Regions from separate parts of the Homo sapiens genome. Here region 2 is linked to region 1. A link is a contact called in ENCODE Hi-C or POLR2A ChIA-PET data. All regions are on one chromosome and are shown on one strand. The core of a region is the stretch at or near the end of the contact, and the rest is flanking DNA. Distances in the headings are between cores, read along the strand shown.

Region 1 (3,445 bases), core at 258-2,757:
ATTTATTTATATATGCTTGCCTGCTCCCCTCGATTAGAATGTAAGTTCCATGAGAACAGAATCTATAATTATGACAGTAACAAGTAGGCACCGTATAGTATTTACTACATGAATTCGTGAATAAATGATACAATAAGTGGAAGCTGATTTGTAGTTCTGAATATGAGGACTTTACATAATTTCAAAGAAAGCATAAAAATTTTCATAAATTTGTAGGAAAATCAGAGTAACAAGAAATGAGTTACATGATTCTTTTCACTGACTCCTATGAATCTTTCCACTGACCCTACATAGTTTCCTGGGTAGGAGCAATATTCGTCATTCTTCCATTGTTCCTTTGGTGGAGGCTTTCCCCCAGTAAATCCTGATGAGCTCTCCTAAACAAATGGACACTTGAAATTGGTGGGCAATCAGTTAATCAGTAGGTGTCATAGCACCATAAGTGGGCTGGGCGTGGTGGCTCATGCCTGTAATCCCAGCACTTTGGGAGGCCAAGGAGGGCAGATCACTTGAAGTCAGGAGTTCAAGACCAGCCTGATCAACATGGAGAAACCCCCGTCTCTACTAAAAATACAAAATTAGCCAGGCATGGTGGTGCATGCCTGTAATCCCAGCTACTCGGGAAGCTGAGGCAGGAGAGTCGCTTGAACCTGGGAGGCAGACGTTGGAGTGAGCCAAGATCTGCCATTGCACTCTAGCCTGGGCAACAAGAGTGAAACTCCATCAAAAAAAAAAAAGAAAGAAACAAACATACAAACAAAAAAACACATCAAAATGATAGGAGAGTCCTGAAAGAGGGATGGTATTATGAAGAAAGAAGGCTTTCATGCAGCTGCTTCTGGATTTGGAAGAAATTTTCTAAAGTTTATTTTAGTAACTAAGGTATAAAGTTAGCAACATTATGAATAAAATGTCAAAGGAAGATTCTACAAATTAAATATTGCCATTAAAAAGAGGTGGGAAACGTGCCGCTTTCATCTTCTTATCACAGCAAGCAATCGCCTCTCCGAGGCCCTCAATCCTAGCTCAGTTCCCACTTTCTCCATGAAGCCTTGGCTGACCACTGCAGTGGGAATTTTTTCTTCCCACTAAGGATCTTATGTTCAGATTGGTGGTAAGGATAAATAGTATAAACTCAAATGAATAAAAATTAAAACATTTCTGTTTTCTTTAAATCTTATTTTAAGCTCCAGGAAACATGTGTAGGATGTGCAGGTTTGTTACATAGGTAAATGTGTGCCCAAAACATGGCTCTTAAAATTTGTTTAGAAATTGGAATTTGCCTTACTCTTTAGGTCTCAAAGGAGTAAGGTCTGTGATGTTCAGAGGATTGCATCTCTCAGACTGTGCTCTTACAATTTAGTAGGTCTCTGATGTTCAAAGGATTAGGTCTCTCAGGCTGTGCTCTGAAGTCAATGCCAACTAAATCCCTTTAGAATTATTTCGAACATCTGAACCATTCTCTACCAGTGACATAAATATTGGCATCAACCTCTTTGTAAAACTATTCTCCTAAATGATCAAGAAGATAGAGCTTAATTGTGAGATCTACTTTAAAAACTGTTATCAGGCAACCTACTGGCCCCTTTAAAACTCTTACCAGGGAAAATTCAGGTGAGAAAGAATTTAAAACTTATTTTTGCTAGAAATATTAATGACATGAAACGTTTATTTCTCTAAGTTATTTAAGGTTTTTTTCTTAAAACTCTAATTTTTCAATGTTTTAAGCTGGTTAAATTATTTTTAAATCTAAAGTCTATTGTGTAAGCTTTAGACAAATGACTATCATTCATTTGTATCACTTCTGAATTCAACAGAAGTCTAAATTTATATCAAGAGATAAAAGCACACTTTTATAGTAATAACAGAATACATTAATGAAGACTTTGAAACTTATTTGAATAATGTAGTTTGTCCTATTACTTATAAACTTGATGAAATGAATTATTAACCTCTACAATGAAATAGAGTTTAAAATTTTTGTGTTGGGCATTCCTATGTATTAAACAAATTATATAAGTAAGGACTATAATTTCAAACCAGTCTTTCAAATCCCAATATAATTTTGAGGAATGTTCTAGTTTCTTTTTTATTCTTAGAGAAATAAAATATCAATGTAAAATTTATTTCTATCTGACCAATGGACAACTGGGTGAACTGAAGGAAATTTTATATTATATAACTTCAAGCTGGCAAGGGCAAGGCAGTTAATGAAAAAGTTATTCAAATTACATAAGTTTCAAACGTTATTTTAAAAATATTGATCTTAAAGGTACATCAGCCAGGTGCAGTGGCTCATGCCTGTAATCTCAGCACTTTGGGAGGCTGAGGCAGGAGGATCACTTGAGGTCAGGAGTTTGAGACCAGCCTAGCCAACATGGTGAAACCCCACCTCTGCTAAAAATACAAAAAATAAATAGCCAAGCAGGTGGCGCATGCCTGTAATTTCATACTTGGTAGGCAGAGGCAGGAGAATCCCTTGAACCTGGGAGGTGGAGGTTGCAGTGAGCCAAGACTGTACCTCTGCACTCCAGCCTGGGCGACACAGTAAGACCCTGTTTCAAAAAATAAACTTTAAAAAAATATATATATACACACCAACTTCAAGTAATCTGAGATTTGAAAGTTAGTAATACCTTCAGAAACCAAAAAGGAGAGATCTTCTTATATCTTTCCAAAATGGTTTTCCTCTGTTCCCAAACTTCGGAGTATAGTTGTGGTCAATGAATATCCAGAAAACTGTCTATCTAGAAATATCTAGGAGGGTCAGTCAACCTTTCAAAGCAAGTAGGTAGCATAAAGCAGGCATCCAATGACTATCAGTTCAATTAATACATGATTCCCAAAGTAACAAAGATAAATAAGGTAGATTGAAACAAAATGCTCCCCGATAGGTAAGAACTCTTTGTCTATAAGTACATATAATGAGTAGATAATGAAAGTTTTTAAAATATCCCAAAATTTTAATAAATGTGAACACCCTAGAATCTAGGAATACAGTGAAAACACATGACATTTGAAAGAGTAAAAGTTGACACCAAAGAGATATTGCTTCCATAGAGGAGGTGACCTTAAGATTGCATTACCACATGATGTGGACATATGCCTGAATAGTTTGAGATGCAGGATTGCCAGCAAATTCCTATTATTTATAACTGGTGATGCCATTATCATAAAAGTGGAGTAGGCATTTGCTCAATGAATCCATTGTAACATTATTCACAGTAGAATTGTGAAGTGCAGAAAACATTAGTTAAATTCCCATGATTATTGTGCACTTAATCAAGTTATAAAACACTGCAGACCTAAGAGCATGCCATTTTATTTACTTAATAAAAAATTTCTATCCTGATTATTGAAGCAATAGCCATTGCAGACAATTTGAAAGAAATGGAGGAAAATATAAAGCCGAAAAATAATTGACCTCTAATTTTTATTGCATAGA
Region 2 (3,032 bases), core at 340-2,839, 50 kb after region 1:
AGAGCCAGTCAACAGAAGAGTGTGGAAAGCACAGTAGAGAAATGGCTTTTAGAAGGCAGACACCAAGCCAGGTCTGTTTACTCCACAGCCCACTCTTTCATAATCTGCCTAGGAGAGAGAGAATCCTATTTCTTGCGTTTAAACATAGCTTTCAAATATAACTGCCCATTGGAATCACTTGGAAAGGTTTTAAAAATTTCAATGACCCGACCATAGCCCAGGCCAACTAAATCAGATTCTCTGGAATGAAAACATTTAAGTTCTCCAGGAAATTCCAATGTGCAGCCTAGGCTAAGAGCCACCACTTTATAGGCTTGGCAACCCCTCACAATGCAGCCAGTCATAACTAGCAGTTTTTGAGCGACTACTTTATGCTAAGCAATTTACATAATCCTCATCACAACTCTAAGAGACATATGATAATCAAAGCATTTCACAGATGGGAAAAGCGGTGTTTGGAAAAAGGCTAAGAGACAAAAGATAGACCTGGGATTACAAAGCTCGCATTCTGTCTCCCAAGCTAAATACTTAACCACCATATACCATGCTGCTCCTTGTGGATGCCCTGATTCCAGCAATCTCTCCAACCAGATAATACATTCTTCTTTTATATAGAGAAGCAAATAAGGCTGGGAGATACTACAAGAGTTGACTCCAGTATTCCCTTCTAAAAGAGAGCATAAACTCCTTCCATGGAAGTTAAGCAGGAAGAATAAAGGTTTCCAACAACTAACATTTGTAGAGACTTGGAAAATGTGTGGCAGGGTGTTAAAAGATCAATAATTAGAGATGCTTAGAATTATAAAGCAGTTGAAGTCAAACAGCATACTTTTTTATAGAATCAACTTAGTAGTTCTGAACAGCCATCCTTGATATCTTAAGATTAAGAAAACTGGACAGCACAGTCTATGAAGATAGGGCTAAGGATTGCGAAGGGAGGTGTCATAGGAAATTATGGGAGCAAGAGAACCAAAGATGTTTGTGAACATACAATGACAATACAAGCTAAGGGGGGAAAGAAACGAACAAAATGCGGAAGACTGGGAGGGGCTGAAAGGCTGCAGGGCAGGTGAGGTAAAGCTCACATACTGAGACACTAACACTGGACCAGTAAAGATGACACATTACTTAGTAACTCAGATATTTTAAAAGGTGTACGGCAGAAAGAAAATTCTCATTTCACATTTCTAAACCTTTGCAAATATACAAAGTAATATAAATTGGATCTTGCTTTTATAGAAGTTTGCTGAAAGTATGTAAATGTTTATATGTCAAATAATGTATATTTGTATACACGTAATGCTAGTAATAGAAATTCTGGCACTGAAGAGAATGTAATCACTCTATGGTAACTTCTTCTATAGGGCAAATAATTGTTACTCTTTTTACAATTGAGCATTTTCACATCATGAATTTGCAGGATGATGGCATGTAATTTGGCCCCAGGGAAAAATGTATCTTATTACGATGGAGTATAAGAACACCTGATGAGCAGTAGAAAAATAATTTAGATCCGTTTCCTTGTTTATTCCTCACTTTTCAAGGTATGAATCACTGTTCCCTTTGAGAAGAGTGCTGAAAGGAGGACAAAAGCCTCCACCCATCTGTGCCAGGACACAGCTGCATCAAGCTTGTGAAATAACAATTTGCATCTTCAGAGCTGCACCCATTAACTGCTCTTTTAGCTGCTAGAGAATTTCAGAAAGTTTTGCAATCAGGCCGTGTGCAGTGGCTCACGCCTGTCATCCCAGCACTTTGGGAGGCCAAGGTGGGTGAGTCACTTGAGGTCAGGAGTTTGAGACCAGCCTAGCCAACATGGTGAAACCCCATCTCTACTAAAAATACAAAAGTTGCTGGGCATGGTGGCACACACCTGTAATCCCAGCTACTCCGTAGGCTGAGGCAGGAGAATCCCTTGAACCCAGGAGGCGGAGGTTGCAGTGAGCCAAGATTGGGCCACTGCACTCCAACCTGGGTGACGGAGTGAGACTCCATTTCACAAAAAAGAAAGTTTTTCAATCAGCAAAATTAGGTTAACAGGTTTTCATTTTTGGTGAAAGTTTATATGAAGGCTAAGTATTAAAATGGCCCGATCTATATATGTTATAGTCAATTGAACATGACAGGGTCTATAGGTTTTAACTGTGCTAGTCTGCAATTTGGTGATGTTTCTGGAATGGAAAAACAAACTAAATTGATATGGTTTGTGGTCATCTCATTCTTCTCAAATCATATGACTAAATGAGTTCACCTAGGAGTGATTGTCAACCCTATCCTCTCCCTTAACGCACGTGTGCATGTGCACACACACAACTACAGCAGGTAAAATTTTAACACATTCCCATTAGATTATAAATTTGAAATCCTAGTGTAATATGATGCAGACAGAAGGCACACTGTTATCTGAATAAATTCTAGAATTCCTTTTTTGTTGTTGTTGTTGTTGTGCCAAATTGTGTTTTATGGCTATACTTAATAAATTTTGAAATGAGTCTTTTGCTAAAAATCATAGAGGATATTTACCCACATCATTTAGTTAGGAGCTATAAAATCAAAGTCTTAAAACACATTTGTTAAACTGCCACAAAATTCATTCTGAGGCCGGGTATGGTGGCCCATGCCTGTAATCCCAGCACTTTGAGAGGCCGAGGCGGGCGGATCGCCTGAGGTCGAGAGTTCAAGGCCAGCCTGGCCGACATGGGGAAACCCCATCTCTACTAAAAATACAAAATTAGCTGGGCATGGTGGTGCATGACTGTAATCCCAGCTACTCGGGAGGCTGAGGTAGGAGAATCGCTTGAACCCAGGAGGCAAAGGTTGTGATGAGCCAAGATCGCACCATTGCACTCAGCCTGGGCAACAAGAGTGAAACTCCACCCCAAAAGAAAAAAAAATTCATTCTGAAAAATCTGAAAATTAATTTTTTACTTTGGGGGTTGCTTTCAAAGATTAAATAGGGTTCGCCTTGCCACTGATTTTATCTATTAGGTTGATCAAAAATGGCTGAATATCTGCAGTTTCATATGGTTCAA

The links. A loop is a pair of places that touch in the nucleus more often than their neighbours do. ChIA-PET counts read pairs that join two places held with the same protein, here RNA polymerase II (POLR2A).
Region 2: a loop to region 1 is called in a map with no recorded cell type, with 2.1 times the contacts of the local background. The contact joins the enhancer-like site here to the promoter of OR5K1 in region 1. A Hi-C loop is called at or near these places in 2 of 37 single-sample maps with no recorded cell type. POLR2A ChIA-PET finds 5 or more read pairs at or near these places in 3 of 52 experiments (OCI-LY7, PC-3 and activated T-cell).

Annotation. Positions count from the first base shown.
Region 1 is chr3:98,461,694-98,465,138 of GRCh38, forward strand. It overlaps OR5K1 (olfactory receptor family 5 subfamily K member 1), which reads left to right and starts at 1,508. Exons shown (of 2, transcript NM_001004736.4): 1 at 1,508-1,614.
Region 2 is chr3:98,511,687-98,514,718 of GRCh38, forward strand. No RefSeq gene overlaps it. Among named protein-coding and RNA genes, the nearest start is that of CLDND1-AS1, 9.4 kb to the right of the region's middle. Within about 2 kb of position 1,590, at least 5 of the 41 ENCODE cell types and tissues checked have a DNase peak (open chromatin) inside an H3K27ac peak, as active enhancers do; they include PC-3, where a contact is called at or near this core.